2 separate regions of the Homo sapiens genome follow, and region 1 is linked to region 2. The links are chromatin loops, found by intact Hi-C in ENCODE. Cell type or tissue: transverse colon. All regions are shown on one strand. Links, peaks and the distances in the headings refer to the core of each region. The heading gives the core; the rest is flanking DNA.

Region 1 (5,000 bases), core at 1-5,000, 100 kb after region 2:
TACAGGTGTGAGCCAACTCACCTGGCCAGTTGTTGTATTTATTTATTTTTTTTCCCCCCAAATATTTTCAGTCTGCCGCTGGTTGGGTGTGTGGTTATGGAACCCACAGATACAGGGGGTTGACTGCCCATATGTGACTGTGTAACCTACTTCTTAAAAACCTGAGAACCGTGTGTATTTTCTTTTTGTTTTTTCTTTTTTTTTTTTTTTTTTTTGTGACAGAGTCTCGCTCTGTCACCCAGGCTGGAGTGCAGTGGCAGGATCTTAACTCACTACAACCTCTGCCTCCTGGTTTCAACTGGGTTCAAGTGATCCTTCCACCTCAGCCTCACAAGTAGCTGGGATTTCAGGTACCCGTCACAATGCACGGCTAATTTTTTTTTTTTTTTTTCTTTTTTGAGATGGAGTTTTGCTCTTGTTGTCCAGGCTGTAGTGCAATGGTGCGGTCTCAGCTCACTGCAACCTCCACTTCCTGGGTTCAAGTGATTCTCCTGCCTCAGCCTCCCAAGTAGCTGGGATTACAGGCGCCCGTCACCACACCGGACTTTTTTTTGTATTTTTAGTAGATAAGGGGTTTCACCATGTTGACCAGGCTGGTCTCAAACTCCTGACCTCAGGTGATCCACCCACTTCGGCCTCCTAAAGTGCTGGGATTACAGGCGTGAGCCACCCCATGTGTATTTTTTATTCTTATTTACAAACGTCCACTGGATCCCTGGCTGTGGAAAGCCTGGGCAGGGTCTGGAGACCCAAGGCAGTGGGAGGGGAGATGCCCCATTGGGACCCACATGGGGCAAGGAGGCCAGGTGGGCCTCCCTGGAGCCCAGCAAGGACCTGGAGTGGGGAGAGGGCAGGGCCACTCTTGAGGTTCACATATGTGTCTGGGGCAGCTCTTCTGGGAGAAGAAGCTGAGCGGCCTGAACGCCTTCGACATTGCTGAGGAGCTGGTCAAGACCATGGACCTCCCCAAGGGCCTGCAGGGTGAGCGGGCACCCTGAGGGGAGGCGGAAGGGGATGTGCCGGGTGGGGTGGAGGTGCTGCAGGTGCCCTCATCTCCTGGCAGGGTGGATGGCTGTTCCTGCTTTGGGTGCTTAGGGCAAATCTGCCAGCGACTGGGGCAGGAGGAGGGGACCCAGTGGGGTTGGGGATGGGTAAGGGCGCTTGGGCTGGGCCCTTCATTCTTGACCTTGGAGACCCTGCGGGTGGGGCTTTGTGGCTTCCAGGTGTGGCGCAGGCCTGGGGCTGTTTTCACCTGCAGGACGTGCAGTTTTGCCATGGAGATCCTAAATAAACAAACAAGGACAGCTGACTTTGCTTCTGTACTCTCCCAGCACGTCCACACCACAGAACAAAGAATGCAGCTCTTGCATGGTTTTGGTGGTTGTTTTTTGAGACAGGGTCGGCTGGGTACAGTGGCTCACACCTATAATCCCAGCACTTGGCGGGGCTGGGGCAGGAGTTTCACTTGATCTCAGAAGTTTAAGACCAGCTTGGACAACATAGTGAGACCCCATCTCTACAGAAAATACAGAGCAAGGCCAGGTGCAGTGGCTCACGCCTGTAATCCCAACACTCTGGGAGGCCAAGGCGGGCGGATCATGAGGTCAGGAGATCGAGATCATCCTGGCTAACATGGTGAAACCCTGTCTCTACTAAAAATACAAAAAATTAGCCGGGTGTAGTGGCGGCCGCCTGTAGTCTCAGCTACTTGGGAGGCTGAGGCAGGAGAATAGCGTGAACCTGGCAGGCGGAGCTTACAGTGAGCCGAGATCGCACCACTGCACTCTCCTGGGCAACAGAGGGAGACTCCGTCTCAAAAAAAAAAAAAAAAGATACAGAGCAAGACCCCATCTCAAAAACAAAAGGCAGCCTCTCCGTGGCCCATGCTGAAGTACAGTGGCGCCGTTACTACTCACAGCAGCCTCTACCTCCCGGGCTCAAGTGGTTCTCTCAGCACAGCCTCCTGAGTAGCTGGGACCACAGGTATGCAGCGTGACACCTGGCTAATTTTTGAATTATTTTGTAGAGACAGGAGTCTCACTGTGTTGTCCAGGCTGGTCTCAAACTCCTAAGCTCAATCAGTCCTCCCACCTCGCCCTCCCAAGATGCTGGGATTACAGGCGGGAGTCGCCACGCCTGGCCTAACTTGCTTTTTTTTCTGTTATGAATGTAGTAACACAAGCGGGAGAGGGAATTTAGAAATGGAACCCAAGTTGGGGTTCCTTCCAAGAAGGTGGCAGCTCCCATTCTTGGGGCATTTCCGTGGCCTGTCTGGGCCACAGCTGCCCCGTGGTGACCTCTCCACTTGCGGCTGTTTGTCCACTGCCTGGCAGGGGTGGGACCTGGCTGCACGGATGAGACGCTGCTGTCGGCCATCGCCAGCGCCCTGCACACTAGCACCATGCCCATCACGGGACAGCTCTCGGCCGCCGTGGAGAAGAACCCCGGCGTATGGCTCAACACCACGCAGCCCCTGTGCAAAGCCTTCATGGTGACCGACGAGGACATCAGGTAGCCCCTTGGCCTGGTCCCCTGCTGCTCCACCCTGTCTCTTGTGGCCGTGGGGACCCTGAGTGTCCCCGTGTGCCTGCGTGCTTCCCGTCTCCCCACGATGCTGCTGGGGTTTTGAAACAGAAACAGCCAGGGCAAGGGGACCCATCGTCGGAGCAGTATGAACCGTTTCACCCGCGTCCTGGGTTCAGGGCGAGCCAGGCACCCCTTGGAGGAATGTTCTTGAAAAGAGTGTGGTCCTTTGAGTCCGTGAGGACTGGCTATGCTGGGTGCTGGGCTCCATGTTGGGCCCTGGAGACGGAGGGACAGGGCAGGCCAGGAGTCTCTGCCTTCAGGGAGATGGCTCTGGGTGCCTGCTGAGGGGCAGTTCTGATGTGCAGAGCCTCGGAACGAACAGCAGGGAACACGGCCGCTCAGAAACAGGCAACAGTCAGGTGAGGCTGAGCAGCCCAGGGGTGAGCGGCCCTCCTGCGGGGCCTCAGGGCCGAACCCACTTCCAGTGTGCAGAGTGGACGCAAGGCCGCCTGGTGACGGAGGCGCCTGCAGGAAACTCTGGAAGTGCTGGAGCGAAGACGGGACCTTTCACGTTCAGTGCAGCACACGGCTTAGGTCAGAGGAAGGAAAGGAAACTTGACGGTTCCAGAAAGAAGGAGCCAAGACCCGGAACGGCCAGGGAGGCGCTGGGCATGCGGGTTTCCTGTGGCAGCAGCCGGGGTTAAAGGCCCCTGGGCACAAGAAGAGACCCTGTGCCCCCACACAGGGTGAACAGATGGACCTGAGACGCCACCCCCACAAGCACACAAACTGTGGGCGCCAAGGGTTCCATCCGGAGCGGCTGGCGGCATCCTCCTCCGGCCGTGGTACCTCTGGGCCCCCTCTTTTGGGTTTGAGGTCCATTTACACTCTCTGCGCGCTCAGAGAACTTCCCGAAATGAAGATGGTGAAATAGGAAGAATTGTCAACAAAAGAAAAGAACAAGACTGTGAAAAATAGCAGACAGATCATTAAAAGCCCTGCAGAACTTGCAGAAATAAGGCCGGGCACAGTGGCTGACGCCTGTAATCCCAGCACTTTGGGAGGCCGAGGCGGGAGGATCACCTGAGGTCAGGAGTTGAAGACCAGCCTGGCCAACATGGTGAAACCCCGTCTCCACTAAAAATAAAATAATTAGCTGGGTGTTTTGGCACATGCCTGTAGTCCCAGGTACTCGGGAGGCTGAGGCAGGAGAATCACTGGAGCCTGGGAGGCGGAGTTGAGATCCTGCCACTGCAATTCAACCTGGGTGACAGAGTTAAAAAAATAAAATAAGAACTTATAGAAATAGAAAAGGGCATTGAAATGAGGAACTCGGTGGTGGGTTCCGCAGGAGGTAGGGTCCTGTCTGGAAAGATGACGAGCAGGTGGTGGCTGCAGTCGAGTAGGTGAGCCAGGGTGTTCCGGGTGGTGGGGACAGAGTGAGAGGGAGCAGCTCAGGTCTGCAGGAGCCGCTGGAGAGAGACCCCGGAGGCAGGGGGCGGCTGAGCCTCGGCCACAACTGGGGAGAAACAAAGTCAGCTTTGCCTGGGACTGAAAGCAGAACAGAGACGGGCTCTTTGGGCAGCCGGAGAGGGAGGTGGGCAGAAGCACGTGCTGCGGCCCCGGAGGCGGCAGGCAGAGGAGCGGCCACCCTGGAGTGCCTGGCATCAGCTTGTAGGCCCCGAGGAGGAGGCCCCCCATCCCTGGTGGTGGGTTGAGACGAGGGTGTGGATTCTTTTTCTCAGGCCGCCCGAGCCATGGTAAAGGAGTACACGCTGGTGCATAGTGGGCAGCGGAAAGGTGACCCCCGGCCTGCGAGGGTGGGGGCTGCTGCGGGCTGATGGTAGCTGATTTTGGTGAGGCTTGCTTTTTTTTTTTTTTTTTTTTTTTTTTTTGGCAGAATCTGGCTCTGTTGCCCATGCTGGAGTGCAATGGCGCCATCCCAGCCCACTGCAACCTCCGCCTCCCGGGTTCAAGTGATTCTCCTGCCTCAGCCTCCCAAGTAGCTGGGACTACAGGCGGCCGCCACCACGCCCAGCTAATTTTTATATTTTTAGTAGAGATGGGGTTTCGTCATGTTGGTCAGGCTGGTCTCGAACGCCTGACCTCAAGTGATCTGCCCACCTCGGCCTCCCAAAGTGCTGGGATTACAGGCATGAGCCTCTACCTGGCCTGGTGAGGGTTTTCCTGCCCCACTCAGTGCCTGTCAAGGGACAGGAGCAAGGGTTTACACAGCTGAGCCCCGGGGAGGCTCAGGGCCAAGTCTGGGGACTGAAGGGTCAGGCCCCTCCCTTGGTCCCAGTAGAGGTGGCAGGGGGGCCATCTGGGAGGGTGGCGGACGCTGGCGATGGCCAGCGGCAGCCGGTCATTCTCTGCGTGGATTGTGAAGGGAGGGGTGGCACGGGCCAGGGCTGGTCCTGGGGGGGTGCCTGTGGATCCCTCGGGCCTCCCCTCCCAGCTGAGGTCCCCACGTT
Region 2 (10,856 bases), core at 2,973-7,972:
GCCTGAGCAACACAGAGAGACCCCCGTCTCTAACAAAAAATAAAAAATCAGGCCGGGCGCGGTGGCTCACACCTGTAATCCCAACACTTTAGGAGACCGAGTCGGGCTGATCATGAGGTCAGAAGTTCGAGACCATCCTGGCAAACATGGTGAAACCCAGTCTCGCCGGGCGCGGTGGCTCACGCCTGTAATCCCAGCACTTTGGGAGGCCGAGGCGGGCGGATCACGAGGTCAGGAGATCGAGACCATCCTGGCTAACACGGTGAAACCCCGTCTTACTAAAAATATAAAAAAAAATTAGCCGGGCGTGATGGTGGGCGCCTGTAGTCCCAGCTACTCCGGAGGCTGAGACAGGAGAATGGCGTGAACCTGGGAGGTGGAGCTTGTAGTGAGCCGAGATCGCGCCACTGCATTTCAGCCTGGGCGACAGAGTGAGACTTTGTCTCAAAAAAAAAAAAAAAAAAAGAAACCCAGTCTCTACTCTACTAAAAATACAAAAATTAGGCTGGGCATGGTGGCTCACCATGTAGTACCAACACTTTGGGAGGCTGAGGCAGGTGGATCACAAGGTCAGGAGTTCAAGACCAGCCTGGCCAACATGGTGAAACCCCGTCTCTACTAAAGATACAAAAAATTAGCTGGGCATGGTGGCATATGCCTGTAGTCCCAGCTACTTGGGAGGCTGAGGCAGGAGAATCGCTTGAACCCTGGAGACAGAGGTCGCAGTTAGCCGAGATCATGCCATTGCACTCCAGCCTGGTGACAGAGCCAGACTCCGTCTAAAAAAAAAAAAAATAGCCGGGCATGGTGGTGCATGCCTGTAATCCCAACTACTCAGGAGGCTGAGGCAGGAGAATCGCTTGAACCCGGGAGGCAGAGGTTGCAGTGAGCCGAGATCGCGCCATCGCACTCCAGCTTGGGTGACAGAATGAGGCTCTGCCTTAAAAAAAAAAAAAAAAATCAGACCTGGCGGTGTGCACCTGTGGTCCCAGCTCCTCTGGAGGCTGAGGTGGGAGGATCACTTGGGCCCAGGAGGCCGAGGCTGGCACAGTGAGCTGTGTTTGAGCCACTGCACTCCAGCCTGGGAGACAGAGTGAGACCCTGTCTCAAAAAAAAAAAAAAATCTGTTTCTAATCTAGCGACTTCTCCCCACCTCTGCAGCCCTCCGCAGTCCTCAGCACCCCTTGCCCCCAGCCTGGACGTTGCTCCCAGACCTCCTTTTGTCTCCCCTCCTGCCCTCCAGGTAGTCCAAGAAATGACTTTTTTTTTTTTTTTTGAGACAGAGTCTGGCTCTGTCGCCCAGGCTGGAGTGCAATGGCGTGATCTCGGCTCACTGCAACATCTGCCTCCCGGCTTCAAGCGATTCTCCTGCCTCACCCTCCCGAGTAGCTGGGATTACAGGCACCTGCCACCTCGCCTGGCTAATTTTTTGTATTTTTAGTAGAGACAGGGTTTCACCATGTTGGCCAGGTGGGTCTCAAACCCCTGACCTCAGTTGATCCACCTGCCTCAGCCTCCCAAAGTACTGAGATTACAGGCGTGAGCCACCGCGCCCGGCCAGAAGGGACTTTTCAAAGTCTGGAGTTTCACCATGTTGGCCAGGCTGGTCTCAAACCCCTGACCTCAGGCGATCCACCTGCCTCGGCCTCCCAAAGTGCGGAATTATAGGTGTGAGCCACCGCACCCTGCCCTAATTTTTATATTTTTATACGAACTGCATCGTTGCCCATCTCCACCTGCCAGAAGCCCCCATGGCTTCTCCACTTCTCCGGAAAGCACAAATCCCCGCCCTGTCCCCGTCTCCACCTGGTCTCCCAGGCTCTTCCACGCACCATGCACCCTGCTCCAGGCAAACTGGCTTTTACTCTGCTGGTGTCTCAAGGCCTTTGCACATGCACCCTCTCTGTCTTGTCAGCTGGCTGTCCTCTGTATCCTCAAAGCCGCCTCCTTCAGGAGCCCTCCCCGATCCCAGGCAGAGCTTCCGAGGTACCCTCCGGGTCCTCCTCAGCTCCGGGTCTCCCTCTCCCACCCCATTCTGGTCCCACAGGGCTGGAGGTCATCCACACCTAGCAAAGGTCTACGGGGTCTCAACAACTCCTTGGGTGGATGGGTCTTTGCTGCTTTAGGCCTGGTCCTCAAAGAGGGGAGAACCTGCCTGGGCCCCACCTTGGCCCTGTCGCACGCAGGCCACGCCCCCTGGGAAAGCCGGCCCCTATAGACGACGTCCACATGCAGTTAGCGCGTTTGGCCCCGCCCCTCCACAAAAGCCTCACTCACTTGGCCCCGCCCCCTCGTCAGTCGCCCTCCGATGCGGCCACGCCCTATCCATCCCACCCATTCGGCTCCCCCAGCTCCGGAGTGGCTCCAGGTTTGGGGGCTTTTCTGATCACATGTTTTCTCTTGTTTTGTTTGTGTTTTTTGAGACAGAGTCTGGCTCTGTCGCCCATGCTGGAGTGCCGTGGCACAATCTCAGCTCACTGCAACCTCAGCCTCCCGGGTTCAAGCGATTCTCCTGCCTCAGCCTCCCAAGTAGTTGGGATTACAGGCGCCCGCCACCACGCCCGGCTAATTTTTGTATTTTTAGTAGAGACGGGGTTTCACCATGTTGGCCAGGCTGGTCTCGAACTCCTGACTTCAGGTGATCCACCCACCTCGGCCTCACAAAGTGCTAGGATTACAGGCATAATCCCTGATCATAGGTTTTCTAGAACTGCTTCATAGCAACCCCACTCTTCTTCTCCTCTTGGGGACAATGATAGGCCCTTGGCCACCCCTCCCTCTTGGCCCTTCTTCCTCCAGGTCTTACGCCCCCTCCTCCAGGAAGCCCTCTCTGACCCCTCCGTGGTTTTCTTGTGTGTGTGTGTGTGTGTGTGTGTGTGTGTGTGTGTGTGTGTGTGACGAAGTTTTGCTCTTGTCACCCAGGCTGGAGTGCAGTGGTGCGATCTCGGCTCACTGCAACCTCTGCCTCCCAGGTTCAAGCGATTCTCCTGCCTCAGCCTCCCAAGTAGCTGGGATTACTGGCGCCCATGACCACGCCCGGCTAATTTTTTGTATTTTAGTAGAGACAGGGTACTACTCTACCAAAAATGTTGGGCAGGCTGGTCTCGAATTCCTGACCTCAGGTGATCCACCCACCTCGGCCTTCCAAAGTGCTGGGATTACAGGCATGAGCCACCGCGCCCGGCCCCCTCCGTGGTTTTCTCATTGGACATTCATTGGTTTTTCTCTTCCATGAAAAGAGGTCATGTCCACTGTGATGACGACCGTGCCCACAGCCCCCGAAGCCCCCAGCCCAGGGGTTGGTGTGCAGCAGGGATTCGCAATACCTTTGTATAGACAGTCTCGAATGTAGGTTTCGGTCCCACTCGGAGGGAGGACCTCCAGACCCCAGGGGCACGAACATCAGCCTGGCTGGGCTCATCCGGAGGGGTCCCCCGTGAACTGCCTGCACCCGGCACCTCCTGGAATCCCCCCTAGCCCCGCCTTCAAATCCATGGATGCCTGAAGACTGGGGTGCAGAGCCTTCTAGGGTGGCCTCAGCCGCTCCTGCGTGCCGGGTGAGATATAGCAGCTATGCAGTCTCTACCACTGCAGCCCTTATCCACAAAATCCCAGACCCTTGAGGCTGAGGTTCTGGGGCTCCTCACTGGATTCAAATCCAGACAAAGCCATTTGCCGGTGGTGGGACCTCACAGGGGTCACTCAACGCTGGAAAAGGAGAGAAGAATGGAGGGCCCTGCAGGCCTCTTGTGGGGATTAAAGGAAATGATACTGGCCAGGCGCGGTGGCTCCCGCCTGGAATCCCAGCACTCTGGGAGGCCGAGGTGGACGGATCACTTAAGGCCAAGAGTTGGAGACCAGCCTGGACAACATGGTGAAACCTCGTCTCTACCAAAAAATATAAAAATTAGCTGGGCGTGGTGGCTCATGCCTGTAGTTGCAGCTACTCAGGAGGTTGAGGCAGGAGCATTGCTTGAACCCGGGAGGCGGAGGTTGTTCTAAGCTGAGATGGCTCCATTGCACTCCAGCCTGGGCAACAACAGTGAAACTCGTCTCAAATAAATAAATCATTAATTAATTAGTTAAAATAAATTAGATGATGCTTAGCACTGGGGTCAGCCACATGACCCTATGCGGTGGTTGTTACACTATTTTTCTTGTTTGTTTGTTTTGTTTTTGAGAGACAGTCTCACTCTGTCGCCCAGGCTGTAGTGCAGTGGTGCGATCACGGCTCACTGCAGTCACTATCTCCTGGGCTCAAGCAGTCCTCCAACCTCAGCCTCCAGAGTAGCTGGGACTACAGGCATGCACCACCAAATTCTGCTAATTATTTTTTAATTTTTTTGTAGAGGTGGGGTCTTGCTATGTTGTCCAGGCTGGTCTCAAACTCCTGGCCTCAAGTGATCTTCCCACCTTAGACTCCTGGGTAGCTGGGACTACAGGCACGTACCACCATGTTTGGGTAAATATTTTTTGGTTTTTATTTATTTATTTACTTTTAGATGGAGTCTCACTCTGTCACCCAGGTTGAAGTGCAATGGCGTGATCTTGGTTCACTGCAACCTCTGCCTCCCTGGTTCAAGCGATTCTCCTGCCTCAGCCTCCTGAGTAGCTGAGATTACAGGCATGCACCACCACACCCGGCTAATTTTTGTATTTTTAGTAGAGACAGGGTTTCACCATGTTGGTCAGTCTGGTCTCAAACTCCTGACCTTGTGATCCGCCTGCCTCGGCCTCCCAAAGTGCTGGGATTACAGGTGTGAGCCACCACGTCCGGCCAATATTTTTTTTATTTTTTTGTGCAACAGGTTTTGCTCTGTTGCCCAGGCTGGTCTCCAACTCCTGGGCTCAAGAGATTCTCCCACTTCAGCCTCCCATAGTGCTGGAATTACAGGTGTGAGCCACTGCGCCTGGCCAAGTTGTTATTATTAGCTGTTTTCCAGCCCCTTTGCCAATCTGCTATTGTGGGAGCACGATCCCATCCTGTAGAAGTGGAAACTGAGGCTCAGAGAGCAGCCAGCACCCCCCCAGACCCCTCTGGCCGCCTTCCCCCGGCTGGTCATGCCAGGTTGGAGAAGATAAAGCCGTGAGCCGTTATCAGCCGGTGCTGTGGTGACGGATGAGACGGAGAATTCCTGGCCGTCGCCGAGCCACCCCATCGATCGGGTGTTTCAGCCTCCGTGGCCGGCCACGATTAATTTATGTGGGACTGGAGAACACTAATTAAGTCTGTTTAAGAGGAAGTTAACTTGAATACCCTGACCGCCTGCCTTAAGCACCATCAGAGTGGCTGAGAGGTTCTGCACGTGCGCCAGGGCCACCCCCAGACTCGGCGATACTTCCTCTGGGGACTGACCGGTGTCCAGCCTGGGATGGAGCCTACACTGGCCCATCGCACACTATCAAGCCACCAAGAGCCGGCTCCCAGCTCCTGACGGCTTCAGCAGTTTCCACCAGTGCAGACAGGGCAGGGGGATTCCTGATTTGAAAGCCTGGACTCGCCTGTGGGGCTGGCCCCCAACTGCGTGCCCACAAGCCTTCGTGTGATCTGGCCTCTAAGGCTGAGGCCAAAGACGGGCACACAGTAGGTGCTCAATCCATGCTTGCCAAACCGGAGCTTGCTAATGGAACTTCGAATGCTCCCACTTGTACTCAGAGTGCAGCGATCACTCTTGAAGGCCAGTTGGGACACATCCCTCCCCCTGCTTGAGACCCTGCGTGGCTCCCCAGTGCCCTCCCCAGATCAGAATCCCTAACTGGAACTTTGGGAGACCGAGGCGGGACTATCACTTGAGGCCAGGAGCTCAAGTCCAGCCTGGGCAACATGGTGAGACCCCATCTCCACAAAAAAGTTAAGATATTGCCCTGCTATGGTGGCACCTGTAGTTCCAGCTACTCGGGAGGCTGAGTCCGGGAGGTGGAGGCTGCAGTGAGCTGAGACGGCACCGCTGCACTCCAGCCCGGAGGAGTCTCTAGGGCTGCCCCTTCACATCTCCGAGCCTTTGCACGTGCCGGTCTCTGCCAGGGGTCCCTTCCTGCTTCCCTTAGCCGATGTCCCCCACTCATCCTCCAAGCCCCACTCCCTGCAGCCCTCCCATCCCCCCCAGGCCCAGCCCTCAGCCCCTCTGCCCCTATTCCCCAATCTCAGGTCTCTCCCTCTGATCCCACCCTGACTGCACAGAGCCGGGAATGCCGGTGTCCAGCTCTGTCCAGACCATGCCCGGGATGCACCCACTCAGGCTCCAAATCCTCCAGGGTGGGGTCTGAGCACAAAGAGATTCAGACACCTGGGTGTCCGAGTGAATGAATGAATGAATGAATGAACGAACAGCTGACACAGTTCGCATGACAGCCGTGTAGTAAGGGTTTTTACCATTATCGTTATTATTTTGAGACAGGGTCTCACTCTGGTGGCCCAGGCTGGAGTGCAGTGGTGCAATCTTAGCTCACTGCACCCTCAATCTCCCAGGTTCAGGCGATCCTTCCGCCTCAGAGTAGCTGGGAGTTCAGATGCATGCCCGGCTAATTTGTTGTATTGTTTGTAGAGACAAGGGGTTTCCCTGTGTTGTCCAGGCTGGTCTCGAACTCCTGGGCTCAAGCGATCCTCCTTCCTCAGCCCCCCAAACTGCTGGGATTACAAGTGCGAGCCACCACACCCAGCCTTATTATTAATATTACTACTATTATTATTATTATTGAGACAGAGTCTCACTCTGTTGCCCAGGCTGGAGTGCAGTGGTGTGATCTCAGCTCACTGCAACCTCTGCCTCCCGGGTTCAAGTGATTCTCCTGCCTCAGCCTCCCGAGTAGCTGGGATTACAGGTGTGCACCATCCCTCCTGGCTAATTTTTGTGTTTTAGTAGAGACGGGGTTTCACCATGTTGACCAGGCTGGTCTCAAACTCCTGACCTCAAGTGCTGGGATTACAGGCGTGAGCCACCGCACCCTGCCTATTATTATTATTATTATTATTATTATTATTATTATTATTATTAGTGCCTGCTGGGCAAGCCTGCTAACTGCTGCCCCTCTGTTTCCTCATCTATAAAATTGGCAGTGGCCAGGTGTGGTGGCTCCCAGCACTTCGGGAGGCCAAGGCAGGCAGATCACCTGAGGTCAGGAGCTCGAGACCGGCCTGGCCAACATGGTGGAACCCCATCTCTATTAAAAATGTAATAAATAGGTGGCTCACGCCTGTAATCCCGGCACTTTGGGAGGCCGAGGCGGGTGGATCACGAGATCAGGAGATCGAGACCATCCTGGCTAACACGGTGAAACCCCGTCTGTACCAAAAAATACAAAAAAGTAGCCAGGAGTGGTGGCAGGTGCCTGTAATCCCAGCTACTCAGGAGGCTGAGGCAGGAGAATGGTGTGAACCCGGGAGGCGGAGCTTACAGTGAGCCAAGATCGCGCCACTGCACTCCAGCCTGGGTGACAGAGCGAGACTCCGTCTCAAAACAAACACGAAACAAAAAACCCGGAGACCCGGAGGAGGCACCCAGCGCCTGCAGGGAACCAGCAACGGGGGCCAAGGAGCCAAAATACGGGGCCCCAGAAATGTCTGCTGTGGAGGGGCAGCAGCAGCTGAGTGCCATCTACTCTCTGGGACAGACCAAGGTGAAGATGGAGGAAAAACAGACGATAAACAGCTAAACCCGTACATCACCAAGAAGATCTCGGAGGGAAATCAAACAGGATCATGGGTGACGGGGAGGTGCTGGGGGCCCTGGGACTGGGGAGATTGGAGAAGGTGCTTCTGGGAGATGACACTGACGCTGAGACCCCAGGGAGTGAAGGAGCCGGGAGGAGATGCGGGACGGCGGCTCCCAGGCGAGGGCACAGCAAGGGCAGAGTCCATGTGGCGGGAAGGAGCTGGGAAGTTTCCAGCAGTAGCAATGGGCAAAGGGAGACAGTGAGTGGAGAGTGAGTGAAGACGGAGCCGCAAAGGTCACCCAGGGTCGGATGAGTGTGGGTTTTCTCCTCAGGGCACTGGGGAGCCATGGACTATTCTTGAGCAGGGTAGGGGTGTCATCTGATTATTTAATTATTATTTTATTTTATTTTATTTTATTTTATTTTTTAGACAGAGTCCCACTCTGTTGCCCAGGCTGGAGTGCAGTGGCACGATCTCAGCTCACTGCAACCTCCGCCTCCCTGGTTCAAGCAATTCTCCTGCCTCAGCCTCCCAAGTAGCCCACCACCCTGCCCAGCTAATTTTTTGTATTTTTAGTAGAGATGGGGTTTCGCCATGTTGGCCAGGCTGGTCTCGAGCTCCTAACCTCAGGTGATCTACCCACCTCGGCCTCCCAAAGTGCTGGGATTACAGGCATGATTCCTTTTTTTTTTTTTTTGATACAGGGTCTTGCTGTGTGGCCCAGGCTGGAGTGCAGTGGTGCAATCATAGCTCACTGCAGCCTCAACCTCCACGCTCAAGTGATCCTTCCATCTCAGCCTCCCCAGTAGCTGGGACTACAGGCACACACTACCACACCCAGCTAAAAAAAATTTTTGTATTTTTAATTTATTTTATATATTTTTTTTAATTTTTGAGACAGAGTCTCGCTCTATCACCCAGGCTGGAGTGCAGTGGTGTGATCTCAGCTCGCTGCAACCTCCGCCTCCTGGGTTCAAGTGATTCTCCTGCCTCCGCCTCCCGAGTAGCTGGGATTACAGGTGCACGCCAACCACACCTGGCTAATTTTTGTATTTTTAGTAGAGATGGGGTTTCACCATGTTGACCAGGCTGGTCTTGAACTCCTGGCTTCATGTGATCCACACGCCTCGGCCTCCCAAAGTGCTGGGATTATAGGAGTAAGCCACTGCGCCTGGCCTGTATTTAAATTTTTCTTTTTTTTTTTTTGTAGAGATGTGGTCTCAATGTTGCACAGACTGTTCTCAAACTCCTAGGCTCAAGTCCTCCTCCCGCCTCAACCTCCCAAAGTGCTGGGATTACAGGCATGTGCCACCGTGCCCAGCTGACATTTCTTGAGGCCACCCTAAGACCCAAATCTGAGCCCCCTTTCTGCATCCTGGCCCCGCCACCAACTAGCCTCCCCTCTCAGACAACATCTTCATTACAGAGCTGAGTTGTTTAAATAAATGAATTAATATTGACGAACCATCAGTGACCTAATAAATGATTAGTTAAGGTACACATACATCACGCCGCGGGGACGCCGGGAGCCCTTAATTACTGCTGTGGAGGGGCCGGCAGGGCCACGGCCACTGCCCTGCACCCCTTGGTCCCCAGACCCCTGCCCAGCCGTCCAGCTGCCCCCTGGGTCACAGAAGCTGGGCAGGAAGGCAAACCTTGCCTGTCTCTCCCTGTCTCTCCATCTCTGACACAGTCGCCTGGCAGAGACCATCTGCGTGGACTTGACTCAGCCTCAACCCAGCCTTCCAGCCTCCCCATCTGCCTCCAACAGCCCTTCCCTGGAAGCCACCAGGGCTGGTGGCTTAAAAAACATGACTTTAGGCCCGGGTGCGGTGGCTCACGCCTGTACTCCCAGCACTTTGGGAGGCTGAGGCAGGAGGATCACCTGAGGTCAGGAGTTCGAGACCAGCCTGACCAACATGGTGAAACCCCCATCTCTACTAAAGATACAAAAATTAGCCAGGCGTGGTGGCGCATGCCTGTAATCCTAGCTACTCAAGAGGCTGAGGCAGGAGAACTGCTTGAACCTGGGAGGCAGAGGATGTAGTGAGCCAAGGCTGCACCATTGCACTCCAGCCTGGGTGACAAGAGTGCCCAGAGCTTTGGGAGGCCAAGACGGGAGGATCACTTGAGTCCAGGAGTTCAAGACCAGTCTGGGCAACATAGGAAGACCCCATCTCTCTCTCTCTTTTTTTTTTTTTTTTTTAAATTTTTTTTAGACTGAGTCTTTCTCTGTTGCCCAGGCTGGAGTGCAACGGCGTGATCTCGGCTCACTGCAACCTCCACTTCCCAGGTTGAAGTGATTCTCCTGCCTCAGCCTCCTTAGTAGCTGGGCTTACAGGCACGCGCCACCATGCCCGGCTAATTTGCAAAATCCTATCTCTAAAAAAAAAAAAAAGAAGGGAAAAAGAAACAAGGAAACATGACTCTGTTCACAACAGCCTCCTGTGGCTCCCAGTGCACCCCAGAAAAAGACCCACGTCCTCAACGCAGCCCACGGGACCCTGCATGGCCCAGCCTCCAGCTCCAGTGTCCGGTCTTGCTTCCCCACAGCCTGGTTCCGGCCTCAGGGCGCTGTCCTCCTCCTTCCTGTACCAGAAGTGCTGTCTACTCTCTGAGCTCCTGCTCACCTCAGGCCACAGCTCAAGTGTCCCCTCCTCCAGGAAGCCCTCCCTGACCCCAGCCCGTGTTGGGCCCTTGGCAGCTGCCCCGGGGGGTCGCTTCTCTGCCTGCCGGCCCCACCCTGGGCTATACTGCTGTATTTAGGGGTCCTTTTGTTGAATGCACCTCCTTTTTTTTTGGGGTGCACTGGCATGATCTCGGCTCACTGCAAGCTCCACCTCCTGGGTTCACACCATTCTGCCTCAGCCTCCTGAGTAGCTGGGACTACAGGCACCCGCCACCACGCCCGGCTAATTTTTTGTATTTTCAGTAGAGATGGGGTTTCACCGTATTAGCCAGGATAGTCTCGATCTCGTGACCTCATGATCCGCCCACCTCGGCCTCCCAAAGTGCTGGGATTACAGGCATGAGCCACCACGCCTGGCCAGAATGAACCTCCTTCTTTGCCCTGAAGCCTGGGAGGGCAGGACAGGACCTGGCCGGATCACTGCTGGGTCGGGCATGGAGTTGGCTTTAGGGAAGTGCGTTGAGGAGTGGATAGGACCAAAGCCTCCTACAGACCCCGGCCTCAGTTTCCCCA

The links. Peaks named below come from ENCODE experiments on the same cell type or tissue, not always from the same donor. Only the 100,000 strongest peaks of a DNase experiment are listed, where the experiment ranks them.
Region 1: a loop joins it to region 2, with 22 times the contacts of the local background. A loop is called at or near these places in 4 of 110 quality-filtered maps.

What each region holds. Positions count from the first base shown.
Region 1 is chr19:1,578,603-1,583,602 of GRCh38, reverse strand. It overlaps MBD3 (methyl-CpG binding domain protein 3), which reads left to right. Exons shown (of 7, transcript NM_001281453.2): 4 at 891-981; 5 at 2,334-2,511. Among named protein-coding and RNA genes, the nearest start is that of MBD3, 12 kb to the left of the region's middle. In transverse colon, for the core only: no CTCF peak of the experiment used is centred there; no DNase peak of the experiment used is centred there.
Region 2 is chr19:1,679,504-1,690,359 of GRCh38, reverse strand. No RefSeq gene overlaps it. Among named protein-coding and RNA genes, the nearest start is that of TCF3, 32 kb to the right of the region's middle. In transverse colon, for the core only: no CTCF peak of the experiment used is centred there; no DNase peak of the experiment used is centred there; H3K27me3 peaks cover 4,760 bases.